2 separate regions of the Homo sapiens genome follow, and region 1 is linked to region 2. Evidence: chromatin loops called from intact Hi-C (ENCODE). Cell type or tissue: natural killer cell. All regions are shown on one strand. Links, peaks and the distances in the headings refer to the core of each region. The heading gives the core; the rest is flanking DNA.

What was found. Hi-C counts contacts between places; a loop is a spot of excess contacts. Peaks named below come from ENCODE experiments on the same cell type or tissue, not always from the same donor. Only the 100,000 strongest peaks of a DNase experiment are listed, where the experiment ranks them.
Region 1: a loop joins it to region 2, with 4 times the contacts of the local background. A loop is called at or near these places in 1 of 110 quality-filtered maps.

Annotation. Positions count from the first base shown.
Region 1 is chr13:42,571,538-42,578,072 of GRCh38, reverse strand. It overlaps TNFSF11 (TNF superfamily member 11), which reads right to left and starts at 3,921. Exons shown (of 5, transcript NM_003701.4): 1 at 3,551-3,921. The coding sequence starts at 3,769. RefSeq lists an enhancer at 3,324-3,523 and a silencer at 3,614-3,983. In natural killer cell, for the core only: no CTCF peak of the experiment used is centred there; a DNase peak (open chromatin) is centred at 2,982; H3K4me3 peaks cover 1,341 bases.
Region 2 is chr13:42,389,500-42,396,372 of GRCh38, reverse strand. No RefSeq gene overlaps it. Among named protein-coding and RNA genes, the nearest start is that of LINC02341, 32 kb to the left of the region's middle. RefSeq lists enhancers at 521-670, 1,571-1,620. In natural killer cell, for the core only: no CTCF peak of the experiment used is centred there; DNase peaks (open chromatin) are centred at 1,362, 2,992 and 3,472; H3K27ac peaks cover 1,337 bases.

The DNA of each region.
Region 1 (6,535 bases), core at 1-5,000, 180 kb before region 2:
ATGAATAAGGTGGTGTGCAAAGCAAGCAGTCCCTGTCTTCATGGAACTTACACTTCATTGAGGAACACAGAAATTCAACCAAAAGTCACAGTAAACTGAGTAACCAATGAATTCATTGTACTTAGACACGTCTGAAAACATTAAGTAAATCTTGAATATCTGACTTAAAATGGACTGTTAAAATGCATTTGTCAGATAATGTGCCTACGAAATACACTGTCTCATTTTTTTTAACTTCCTTGAAACTTAATCATTTGTAGGGTTAAATGAGGCAGGATGCTTGACGTTTGTGCTACTTCGTTATCTGTGTTTTCAAACAGGCAGTGCACACCTCTACATCAGATTTTCAGTAGTGACTGCTGTCCTGGGTAACAAACAACCAGGGAGGTTGGTTTGTGCATATTGGGGGATCGAGGGAAGAAGTTAAAAGGGCAAAACATCTTCAGTTTTCTGAAAAGTTTATCTTTATAGCTAAACCCTAAGCTTTGAATATGGTTATATGGATGTTAAAGACACATACACATGCACACACACACACAGAGCAACTTTTTGAAAGGGTTTTTATTTTTTTTCTTTGTAAACCAAAGTATGAATACTATGTGGTAAATATATAGCAGAAGCCACACACTATTTTCTCTTTGGCAGGGTGGTGGGGGAAAAGCCAAGCTACACCGGATCTAGTAGATATGTATTTTTTACATCTAGGCACATGCAATCTGCAAACATTTAGGAGGCTGATTCAATTTTATCTATTCAAACATTTAAGAAAACAAAACTTTTTAACCGTCACCGTAATTTTTACACTATTCTGGGCATTCTTTTAAATGCATTTAAAAACTCAAACTGCTTTTCCTTGAGGACTTGCATACCTTCTTTTCTCCACCTTTAAACAAAAACAATAAAACTAATTCGTCATTTTTAACTGTAAACTACAAACATGTTACTAGATAGTTTGTTCTCATTCAAATGCATTTAGAAACCTCAGATAGTTGATTCACAACTTTAGTGGGAATCAAAAAACTACTGATTTATTTGGTACCAAGTTCCAATCCAAAAGAGCCGATATAAGTGAAAATGTTAAATCAGCGGCAAGTCAAATGGAGACTATTCTCTTAGCTAAGACTTTGAAAGAAGATCTCTAACACACATAAAAGGGGAAAGAATTACAGAGTGAACCCCTAGGCACGCATCAGCGCTTCAGCTATTACCAATGTATGGCAAATCTTTTTTCATCTGTAAGCAACCAGAAATTATTTTGAAACAAATTCCAGACACCAAAGCAGTTTTATCTGTAAATATTTCAGAATGTATCTCAAAATGATTAGGACTCCTTTGGGTAACAATTGTAGACACAATATCCAGTAAAATGCATCCCGATCTAGTGGTATATTCATATGAACACATTGTTCCTAATATTTTTTCTTTACTGAAGGAGATAGCCTTTTTAAAATGCAATACAAAATTGGGTTCAGAATAATAGCTAAATTATTTTGCACAAGTCAAAGGAACCGAATTTTCATGGTATTTAAGAAAACCGTACCCAGAAGTCTGATGACATTAACTTCTTCAAAGGTATATTTTCTGGCTAGACTTACTAACTCACACGTTTACTTTGAAAAGGGGTTCTGAATGTTTCACTATCATCCATACAGCATCAAGACTGCTAAAGGATGATGGGAGATCACTGAAAGCCCTGACTCCTCACCCACGGGGACCACCGAGAATTCCTAGGGAAAAGCTGAACAACTCTAACAAGAGCCCAGCAGGTCACTCTTTCCTACACAGCCATGCCACCGATTTCCACAGCTCCTGCCAAGCCAAGCTGTTCATGGTTCCTAGAACTCCTTCATTTCCTACTGCTCGTTCAACATTGGACACTCTCTTCACTATTATGGCAATGAAAATGCCATATCCCGAAGGTGTTAGAAAAGATAAACAGTGGAGAACTACTGCATCTTTGATCCCTTTTCTGATTGTTGCTCTTTTGTTTGACTAAGAATTTTAATGGTTTTATTAGGCCACTCTGCTATCTGGCTCCATGCCCATAGTAAGTGGACACTGTCTGTTGAATAAATGATTCTTAACTCATTCCATCGCAGGTGACGGTGCCACGCACAACGCTGGCACTCCATGCACAAGCACTAAATGGGGGTTATTAACAAAATGCTGGATGAGAAAATGGGTAAGCCATTCTTATTGCAACACACTCCAATGAAAGAAAGACGTTTAGTCACTTTCATATAGATTTGTTATCTGTGTTGCAAGCAAACCACTCAAAAGTTGTCTTTTTAGAAACAACAAAACTCTCAATGAGTAGATTATATTTAATGCAGATTTTCTGAAGTGTGGCTCATTGCATTTCTACTTTAAGTAGGTAATCACACTAGTTCTAGAAAATGCAAACTAGCGGATAATGAATACTTAACAAAAAGCCTATGATTAAAAGTAATGGAGTTCGAGACATTGGCACATGTCAAAAAACCATACAATCCAAGCAATGCCATGTTTTGATGCATCCCGTTTGGTTTAGTAATCACCTTTGAATCTGAAAACGAATGTAGTCCAAACCCAACTTTCTTTTCCCATAAAAAAAAATGCACAGTCAGCCCCCCACTTCCTCTGAGAAAGAGTTCACAGCACCAGACAAGAATATTTGAATGAATCCAACCAACTGCACTGCAATTTCCAAGAAAACACAAGAGCATAAACCACCAGAAAGCATAATATTACAAATTTACCCCTTCCTTCCTACTATCTCTCTGCAGTTCCTAGCCGTCGTGCAAAAAACCTCTTCATCTTTCCGAAGGTTGGTTATTTGCTAGACTGTAGTAACACTGTGCCATCACACTCACCTCGCTTCCTTCCTCCGCCCACATCCCTAGCAGGCACGTGGGGCTGTCCCTCTTCCTTCACCCCCACAGGACAGCGCCACAGCCGCAGAGCCCCCATCCCGAGCCCGCGCCTCTCTGGTCGCGCCGTGTCATTCTGCCCACCCATTGGGCGACCTGGGCACGAGCACCGCGACCTCCCGCTCCGCGCAGCCCTCCAGCACCGTGGCCCCAGCACACCTGCAGAGCAGCCAGGCGCAGGAACCGAAACCCGCCGGGTGGTGGGCGGGAAGGGAAAGGTAGATGCCCAAGTGAAGGCGCTCATCTTTTTTCCTACGTGAACAGAAGTTGATTCTTAACTTCAAGTGAGAAATGACAGGGAGAAAAAGTATGCAATCACTACCAGAAAAGGTGAGAGGCCAGTGTTGTTTCCCAGCGAAGGGACGGGGTGAGATTCAAACCCATCGTCCGGCCAGGGGAGTCCGCCCCCAGAGCACCGAGAAGCTGGGGTGCGTGGGCGGAGAGAGAGCAGGGTGCGCCCGACAGCCCTGCGCCAGGTTGTCCCCAAACTCAACACTTCCTCTCTCCCTTCTGGAGTCACTTTCCCTTCCGGAATATGCAAGCTCTGGGTGGCCCAGCCCTGCCGCCAGACTCAGTTTCCAAGTGCGGGGGAAGGAGATGGGCGCTCTCAGCCGCGATCCCCTGGGAAGGTGGCCACTCACCTGCGCTCTGAAATAGAAGAACAGGGCGACGCTGCAGACAACCTGGCCCAGCCCCAGCCCCAGGAGGGCCACGAACATGGAGCGGGAGGCGGCAGGGGGCTGGTGCGGCGCAGGCGGCGGCGGGGCGTGCAGGGGGCCCTCGTGCGGGGCTCCGGGGCCGCCGCCCATCTCCTCCGAGCCACGCAGGTACTTGGTGTAGTCTCTGCTGGCGCGGCGCATGGCGCTCGGCCCTCTCGCTTCGGAGCTCTCCTCCCTCTCCCGCTCCCTCCCCTTCTTGTCTGCGGCCAACTCCGGAGGCTGCGGCGGAGCCTCGACGTGGGGCGCCGACTTGGAGCCCGGCTTTGGGTCCTGGGGCGCGCGGGCGAGCGGGCAGGGCGCCCGGCAGCCCCAACTCTTATAAACCGCTTGGAGAGCCCTGGCCTCGGGAGCCAATCAGCCCCAGGCGAGGCTGCCTCTTCCACTCCCACCTCTGGCTCCCCTTCCTTCCTTTCGCCCTCCCTCTCTCTCAATCTCTGTCACTGAAGGGCCTCCTTCATGGGGGCCCTCCAAGGAGGAGGCTGGGGGCTACTCCAGTGGTTCCAGACTCCCCTTGCCATCCTCAGCTGTCTTTCTGGAGGTCCAAGAGATGGGTTAAAGAAGACGCAGAGGACACCTTTGCTAAAGGATAAGGATTGCACCTCAGACATTCCTCCTGCATCCATTCTAGTTTGGTAGAGAAGGGACTTCACATCCTGGAGTCTCGGTTTCCTCCTTAGGATTTAGAAAGTTAAATTTGATGATCTCTGAAGACCCTTCCTGTCCAACCTCTCCCCCCAAAGTGCTTCCAAATATAGTTTCTCAAAGTATTTTGGAAGACTTCGAAAATTTCACAATCCCCTTCCCAAATCCCTATTTCTGCATCTTGAAGGTGACATTGAGCGAGGCAGGTCTTGAATGTGGCAGTAGAGAGCCTATAGACACCAACTCTGACTTTATAAAGATGAAAACAGTGCAGAGAAAAGGGTAAAGGGGCGTGTAGCCAGAAGCAAGCATCCGAGGAGGGCTCACCCAACAGTCAGGAAAGAGATGTAACACGAAGCTGATGATACAGTTAAATGTTAGTTTCATTGCTAAAGAAACCTTGCTAGGGCTTTTTAAAAACCTCTATTCAGAACTGTGGCTCTTAGTGAGAAAACAAAAATATTAACATTGCTCACAAATTCTGATACTTCTTCAGAAGGAAGTTGCTGACCAATTTAAACACCCATGAAACTTAGGATGTTTCCACTTTTTTATTAATACAGTTAGCCCACAGTATCCATGGGTTCCACATCTGTGGATGCAATGAACCACAGATCAAAAATATTTGAAAAAAAAAAAAAGGATGGCTGTGTCTGGACTAACATCTGTAGACTTTTTTTCTTGTGATCATTTCCTAAATGATACACAACTAGTTACATAGCATTTACATTCTATTAAGTATTATAAATAATCTAAAGATAATTTCAAGTGTACAAGAGGATGTGTGTAGGTTAAATGCAAATACTATGCCATGATATGTTAAGAAACTTGAACATCCATGGATTTTGGTATTTGCGGGGAGGGGTTTGGTGGTGTCCTGGAACCAGTCTTCCATGGATATCAGGGGACTACTGTGCCTTTTTATTTTGCATCCTCTTTCTGCCTAATTCGCTAATGAGTATTTCTCTAGGCAAGATTTGTGACAAATGACAGGTCTCTGAGTTATTAAAGCATGTGTTCTAAATTGAACACTTAGACCTCAGTAAATGTTGAGGAAGAGTGACCAGGTTGAATTTTTTTTAAAGGCAGCCATACAAAGAAAATGATCTGTTCAAATTCAAAAATGCCTTTAGCATTTATATGTGTATCAATATATAGGTTGGTGGAGAAGGGACAAAAAATTTTCAGACTCAAACATAGAAACAATTGACGTTAATTCTACTCCTTGTAGTCTTTGACCTCTTCCCACTTTTTGTTTGTTAACTTTGGGAAGTAGGTTTATTGTCTCCTCCTCCCCCTCCTCCTCCTCCTCTTCTTCCTCATTCTCTCCCTGCTCCTTGACTCAGGAAATAATTCCATATTTCTTCTTTCTTATAAATATTGATTGGGATCAAAGATTTTTAAAATGTGTTATAACAACTAAACCCACAATGATTTTACTATAGTGTCTTCCATTCTTTTTAATGGGTTTTTATACAACAATGTTTTATACATGTTTTTAATTCCTTGACATCTTGATCCTCAGGTTACAAGAAAGTCCCTCAAATCCCTGAATTATGTTCAGGTATACTTGACCCAGGAGCTTCATATATGGGACCGTATGTTACATTCCTACAGAGTTCTTCATATGACATTTCTACTAGTACTCCAAAAATGTCATCCCACTATCTTCTGGCTTCCATAGGCTGTATTAGATACTCCACTGTCAGTCTACCTGCTGCTGTTTCACAGGTAATGTATCTTTCTTGCCTATGTATTTACTTATTCCTTTGTCAACATTCACTCCCCAACTAATAGATAAACTCCATATGTTCAACGACTCTTGCTGTATTATTCACCTCTGTAACATTCACCATTTCCTAAAAATGTTGCCTGCTATAGTAGGTGCATGGTAAATACTTGCTGAATAAAATTTGAGCAAAGAAATCTTCAAAGCCTCTGCCAGTCTCCCAGTCTAAGCCATGCTATATCTTATCAGAATGAATCACACTTGCCCCCTGAAGAATTCTGTGCACACTGATCAGGATTTTCTTCTAAAAGCAAAAGTATATGTCATTTCCATACCTGCAATTCTTTGGTGGCTTCTAAGTGTTGTTGATAAAGTCGAAACTCTGAAGATTAAAAACCTTCAATAGGCCAGGCGCAGTGGTTCACTTCTATAATCCCAGCACTTTGGGTGGCCGAGGCGTGAGGATCACTGGAGCCCAGGAGATGGAGAATAGCCTGGGGAACATAGGGAGACCCTATCTTTACAAAAAATGAACA
Region 2 (6,873 bases), core at 613-5,612:
CACCTGAATCAACTGGCTTTTCTTTTCTTTTTTTTTCTTGTCTTTAAAAAAAAAAAATTCGTAGGGATTGAGTCTCACTATGTTGACCAGGCTGGTCTTGAACTCCTGACCAGAAGCCATCCTCTGACCTTGGCCTCTCAAACTGCTGGGACTACAGGCATGAGCCCTTGCACCCAGCCTCTTTATTTTTAATTATTTTAATGACATACTAGGGGGTCAGTGATGTAGAGGGTGCTTGTGGGCCATGGTGGTCAGTCCTTTGATTCTGATTTTTGAGCTCTGGTTTTCACATGGACGTATCCATTGTTCAGATGGAATGGATGAAATAAATAATTTATAATGTGGGCTTGTTGTCCATTTAGTCCTTTCTCTGACACCACAAGGGTCTCAAATTCGTTCCTAGAGTAATATCCCCCACCCTTTTTACACATCTAATTAATGGAGTGAATAATTATTTTGAGGGTCTCCAAAAACTCTCCCCATTTGGGAGCAGGGCTGGGGGTGGGGAGAGAAGACCTTCATCAGCCAGGGGCAACCAGAAGGCTTCCCATCGGTGCTGGCAAGCCAGCTGAACTGCATTGGGCAGGGCAGAGGCTGGCAACAGGAGACGGGGGAGGATGCTGACGTGCCGCAGACAGAGCACAGAGTTTTTCCTTGGTCAGGAACACAAGCTGTGCACACACCTCAGTCGTTAAGCTCTTAAAAAGGGGAACCTGATGCAATGAATTAAAGGGCATGGAGGAGCCAGAAAGGTGGGAGCAGAAGCCACATCTGTGCCCTGCTTGGCTTTGCCCTGGCCCTGAGCTGACAGGCAGCACGTAGGCGCTGAATCAATCTCCCACAGATGAGTTTTTGGATTAAAAGCCAGCGATGGCTGAGGGAATTGGCTGTAGACTAGAGGAGACACACAGAGTGTACTGGCCTCACAGACAAAAGGTGTCTGTCTGCCTCCTACACAGCATGGGTGGGCCACGCTCCTCAGTGTTCTCTGTGTGCTCTTTTTTGTCTAAATGTCAATCGTGGCCAGGTCTGGTCAGGGCAGTAAGACTGTCTTGTGGTAAGAAATCCCACACTTTCTCAGCAGGTTTCCTCTGATCTCAGCCCTCTGGGCTCCACCTGGATCAGGGCCTAAGGTCCAGGATCTTTCTAGAAGCCCAACATTCCATGCCTCGCTTACTCGGCTTGAGGGCAGCTTCTGGTGAAGAAACCATCTTCACTTGCTTCTCTTTTGTTCTCCTACAAAACCACTTCCTCTCCCCATCCCGTCCACCTGGCAACACCCACCCCAACACTGCCATGCTTCGCTCCTCAATGACAGTTTCAAGGTTCCTATTCCAATCCATATTCAGACTTAGGGGTTCCCTTGGAACACAACACATAGAAGAGAAGAGCAAGATTCTAATCAGCAATCAGTCCCCTCATTCAGCCTTGCCTTCTACTGATTTCTATGTCTTCTCCTCCTGCTGTTCCTCCTGCCCCACACAGTCTTACTGCACCTGTGTACCCTGAGTCAGAACCTCCACAGCTTTTTGGTGGAAAGAGGCAAGCTCAGAGGTTCTCTGTCCTATCTTCCTTCTCTTGAACTTCTGAAAGCCCACCTGTTCTACAGGAGCTCCCAGCTACACAGACCACGCACACTGTGCTGTTTTTCTACAGGATATGTTCTCCTGTTGTTTGTAGAATCTTGTGCCCAATTGTGCTTTCTGACTGCTAGGTTATTTTGTTCTCAAAGCAGGAAGGAAGTGTGATCTGATAAATAGAGCACTTGCCTGGAAATTGGGATACTTGTGTTCTCAATTGGTCTCACTGTGGAAAAAGTACGTTGACTCTCTGGGTAAACTGATATCTCGGCAGGCTTGGGTGAATGAGCAGGAAACGTGGCAGGCATCCAGAAGGCACATCCTCAGTCGCTGGCCCTTCCTGTATTTAGGCACACAATAGTTGCAGTTCCTGGATGGCTCCTAGGATCAGTAGGTTCCCTACTTCATGGTCTTCTTCCTCCTCTCCTTTCCCCAGTCTTGACTATTTGGCTCCTCCAGCACTAGTTGATAAAAGAAACTCAAACCTTAGACACCCAAAAAGTCAATTATTGTCCAAAATCCTTCATAAACAACTATGCTGAGAGTGCCTAAGGGCCAGGCATGCATCATAAGTAGCCTGGGCTTGAAATGAGTGAAGATGTAAACAGAGCATGCTCTCAAGAATTCTGTTAAATGATTTCTCACTCCTAACTCCTACACATAAGGGTCAGGACACTTTCAGTCTTGAGTGACAGAAATTCAACTCAAATTAGCTTAAATCAAGAAAGAAATCCATGAGTTTATTCACTGAAATGCATTTGACCTCGGGCAAGGCTGATGTAAGGTTTCAGACAATGTCATCATACACGTGCCTCTCTCTGCACCTGCTGGACAGGTGCTCTCCAAAAGGTGAGAAGGTGGTTGCCAGCATAGAATTCCAGTGGAATGAAAGTAGTTTCAAATAGTTCCAACAGAAAGGTCCTGGGAAGCCTCTGCTTGGGTCATGTGCCCATTTCTAAACCACTCCTGGGTCACGTGGCTTCCTCTGTGGCAGGGTGGGTCTGGCTCCAGTTGTGGAATACGTTCTCCACCAGACAGAAACATCCAGTTCCTAGAAGAATGGAAATAGATGCTGGACAGGCAAAACACCCAATGTCTCCCACACCACGCTGAGCCAGCAGTGAACCAGAACTGTAGAAACTCTCAGCAAACTGGGATGCCAAATGCATCCAGGGAACAGTCTTCCAAATCTCACAAGTTTCCAATAAAAGACAAAGAAAGAGCGGAGGCTGGATCTCTGGAACATAACAATGTGGCACTCTATTTCTTTCTATTACTGGATAAAGTGTTTCCAGTGTGGTAGAGCTAAGTAGCCACAGACTTTGCTGCAATCATCAAAATGTTTTTATGACTCATGAGATAAATGAGAAAAACACACGGAAGAGTCAAAGTTACACTGAAGTTAGATTGTAATCACACCCTTTACTTCTAACAACCCGCTGCTGACAAAGTTTCCTGCTGAGAGCACATTACTGACTTATTTTCTCCACAGAGGGCATCTATCAATCCTAAAGCAGATTATCGCCTGGACAGATTATGTGAGACCTGCTTTTCACACAGGTTGGTGTCCTGTCAACAATCAATGCAGCTCCTGTCTCTACCACTGAGGCAGTCTGCTGAAGAGAACACTGACCCACTGGCCCAGGAATCCAAATTTGGGGATATTGAGTCTTCTGATGGGCCACAAATCAGCTTAAATGACAACACTTTCTTTAAACACTACACGAAAGGCTCATAAGTGGATGAGGATGCTTTTCTGCACTAAAAGGATCAGTCCTCTCTCTAGTAGCGAGGACACTTTAACACCCTGATAGTCCTTCCAGGAAGTAGAGCTTTCTGAGATAGGCCTCCAAGTCACAGAAGAGGGCCTCAGACAGAGCTTTCCCTGACTTTGTGGTAACTGGGGTTTTCTCACCATCAGGCCTCTGTGCCTCCAATAGGCCCATGTCTCAGTAACAGCAAACCACCAAAATTCATCAAGCACCTGCTATGTGACAAGCATGGGAACACAAAGATTAATAGGGAGAGATATTCCCTGGCAAAATGGCATTTTGAGCTCAAGTTGTGGGCCCCCTCATCTCTACTCCAAACACAGCAATAATATGTAAAACATGTATTTCTGCAATAAAAATAAAATCACACTGAAAAATCAGATAAATACTTCCATGAAAAAGAAAGAGTAATAAATAGTGTCAAAACCATGGGCCTCTTGGTCTCTTGGTCAAGAAGGCATAGATGACCAAAGTCTGATTCTTTTGGGGTAACAGGGAGCAAAACCTTCCAGATATGGCAGAGGACCCAAGTCAGGATCACCACCTGAAGCCAGGCATGGTGCTGAGCTCCCTTGTTTGTAAAAGGAGGTGGAAAAGCTAAAACATTGGCCTTTCTATAGGCCAGTGGATGGGCAGGAAGCAGGCACAGCCCTGGAGCCCCGTCCTGGGGGAAGCCACCCACCAGCTGAGTGGCTACATGTAGGTATCCCCAGTACATGAGGTAAGAGCCCATCCACCAACATTCAACCTGGATCCAGAACAGAGTTCCTGGGAACCAGACAGAGGCAATGTCAAAACCATTAACTGGGGAGGAAAATAACCCAGAGCTATGGGGAGAAGTGAGCTCCTCAGGAAGAGCATACAAACCTAAATTTGAAAGAAAATTTAACAGGAAGAAAGTTAGACAACAAGCTCAAAGACCAGCAACATTTACTCCCTCCAAATAGAAACACCTGAGCAATCTCAAAAGCATTTAAAAGAAGCATGCTTAAAACCCTCAGAGATAAAGGAAGTAATTACATCTATGAGAAACAAACAAACAAAAAAAGCAGATATGAATAAACAATATATGGTTCTGAAAAGCAACCAAATACTAGTCCTGAAAACAGAATATACTGTCATTGAAATTGGAAGCTCACAGACTGCCCAGAAGATAGCACAGAAGATAAAAAGAAGACATGAAAAGGGTCATCAGAAGCCAAGAGGACAGACTGAGGGATTCCAACAGAAGACTCACAGCAGCCCCAAAATGAAAGAATAGAAGAATTGGTGTAGAAAAAAATATATAGAAGGAACTAACAGTTCATAATTTTCCAGTATTGAAAAAAATCATAGATTTATAGTGAACACTGGGCATCAAATATATATATTCCTAACTAGATGCATTGTAATGAAACTGCAGAACATTGCTATAGAGAAAAAAATTTAAAATCTAACAGGGAAAAAGACAATCCACAAAAGAGTAGCAATAAGACCAACAGCAGACTTCTCATCATTAACAACAAATATCAGAAGACAGAAGAGTGATGTGATCAAAGCTTAAGGAAAAATAAGTATTCTTTACCTATTTGAACTATCATTTAAGAAGAAGGTGAGGTAGATATTTTTAGACATATGAAGTCTAAGAACTTTTAACACCTACGGACACTCACTAAATGAAAAATAGTTCCTCAAGAGGAAAAAGGATCACAAAGAAGGAGTACAAATTTATTTTAAATGGTGAGCAAAGAAACTGGTAAATTATATTGATAATTTAACTACTAACTATCAAAAATAACTCTTTTATTTTAAATTCTAGGTGACAAAAATAAGGAAGATAGAGGAATGAGAGTGACTGAATAATTTCAGATGTTATTAGAAAACTCATGTATGGTAAAGATATAACCTACCAAAAAGTTAAATGTATAGTTTCCAAAGCAATGGAGAGAAAAAAGTGTTGGGAAGAAATTAAAATGTATGTATTTTTAAGATGTTAACAATAAGTCCAAATATGGTGATAATCACAATAAATATCAACATATTAAATTCATGTATTAGAAGACAATCTATCAGGTTGAATTTTTTTAAAAGCTCATGTATTTTAGAAAGTGCACGTTGTTGGCAAAGCAGTAGAGGGAGTCGAAGTAGATGTCAGGGTTTCTGCCACAGAGACTTGGCTCTGCCACACATAAGATGAGGAAGACCTTACCTAAGGCAGCTCTGGGATGGGGCTGTAGAGAAGAGAAGGGCCTGAAAGGACATACAGCAGGAAGAACTGATGGACATACCAGCCAACTGGATTGGGCTAAGTTCAAAGAGCCTCCTTACAAAGATAGCACAGTTTTATGCTGGGTAACATCTACAAATGGGTGGTGGTTAAAAGTGAAGATACTGGCCAGGCAAGGGCTCACGCCTGTAATCCCAATACTTTGGGAGGCCGAGGTGGGCAGATCACTTGAGGTCAGGAGTTCGAAATCATCCTGGCCAACATGGTGAAACTCCGTCTCTACTAAAAATACAAAAATTGACTAGGCATGGTGGTGCGTGCCCGTAGTCCCAGTTACTTGGGAGGCTGAGGCAGGAGAATCGCTTGAACCCAGGAGGCAGAGGTTGCAGTAAGCCTCGATCACGCCACTGCACTCCAGCCTGGTGACAGAGCGAGACTCCATCTCAAAAAAAAGTAAAGATACTGATCAAATTGCCTACACAAACGGGAGAAGACTAAGGCCCAAATCCTTGGCAACACCAGCTTTTAAAAGCCATACAGAGGAAGATTCAACCAAGAACCCCCAAAACATATAAGATCAAAAGAGAATTTTGTCATATCAGTCACTGATTTAAGGGGTAGAGGGTCACCAACATCAGTTAATTTTAGAGGTCAAGAACCAAGAAGCACATAGTGAGTTTGACAATATGGAGGTCACTGGGGAGCTTTGGCCTCATTGATTAATGAGTCGTGTGTCAGATTGAATCCCAGAAACCTGATCCCATCTACCCACAGATTTTCTCCAGATGACCTTGGTTATTAATTAGACAATTTAATGCCCATAATTAAACATCATCTTCTTGTAGCCAGGATTCTCCTTGACCACTCTTGAGGCTTCTTCAAAATTCTCATGATAGACATATACACAATGCAATATTATTCAGCCTTTTAAAATAAATAAAATCCTGTCATGTGTAACAACATGGATGGAGCTGGAGGTCATTATGCTAAATGAGACATAGAAAGAGAAATACTGAACAATTTTACTTACATGTGGAATTTAAAATAATCAAATTCATAGTAAGATGGTGGTTGCCAAGGGTTGGCAGAAGGGGGAATGGGGCGATGTTGGTCATGAAGTATAAAAATGGTAACTACAGGCCAGGCACAGTGGCTCACACCTGTAGTCCCAGTACTTTGGGAGGCTGAGGTGGGAGGATTGTTTGAAGCCAGGAGTTTGAGACTAGCCTGGGCAACAGAGCAAGACCCTATCTACACACACACACACACACACACACACACACACACACAAAATTAGCCAGTCAAGGTGGCACAC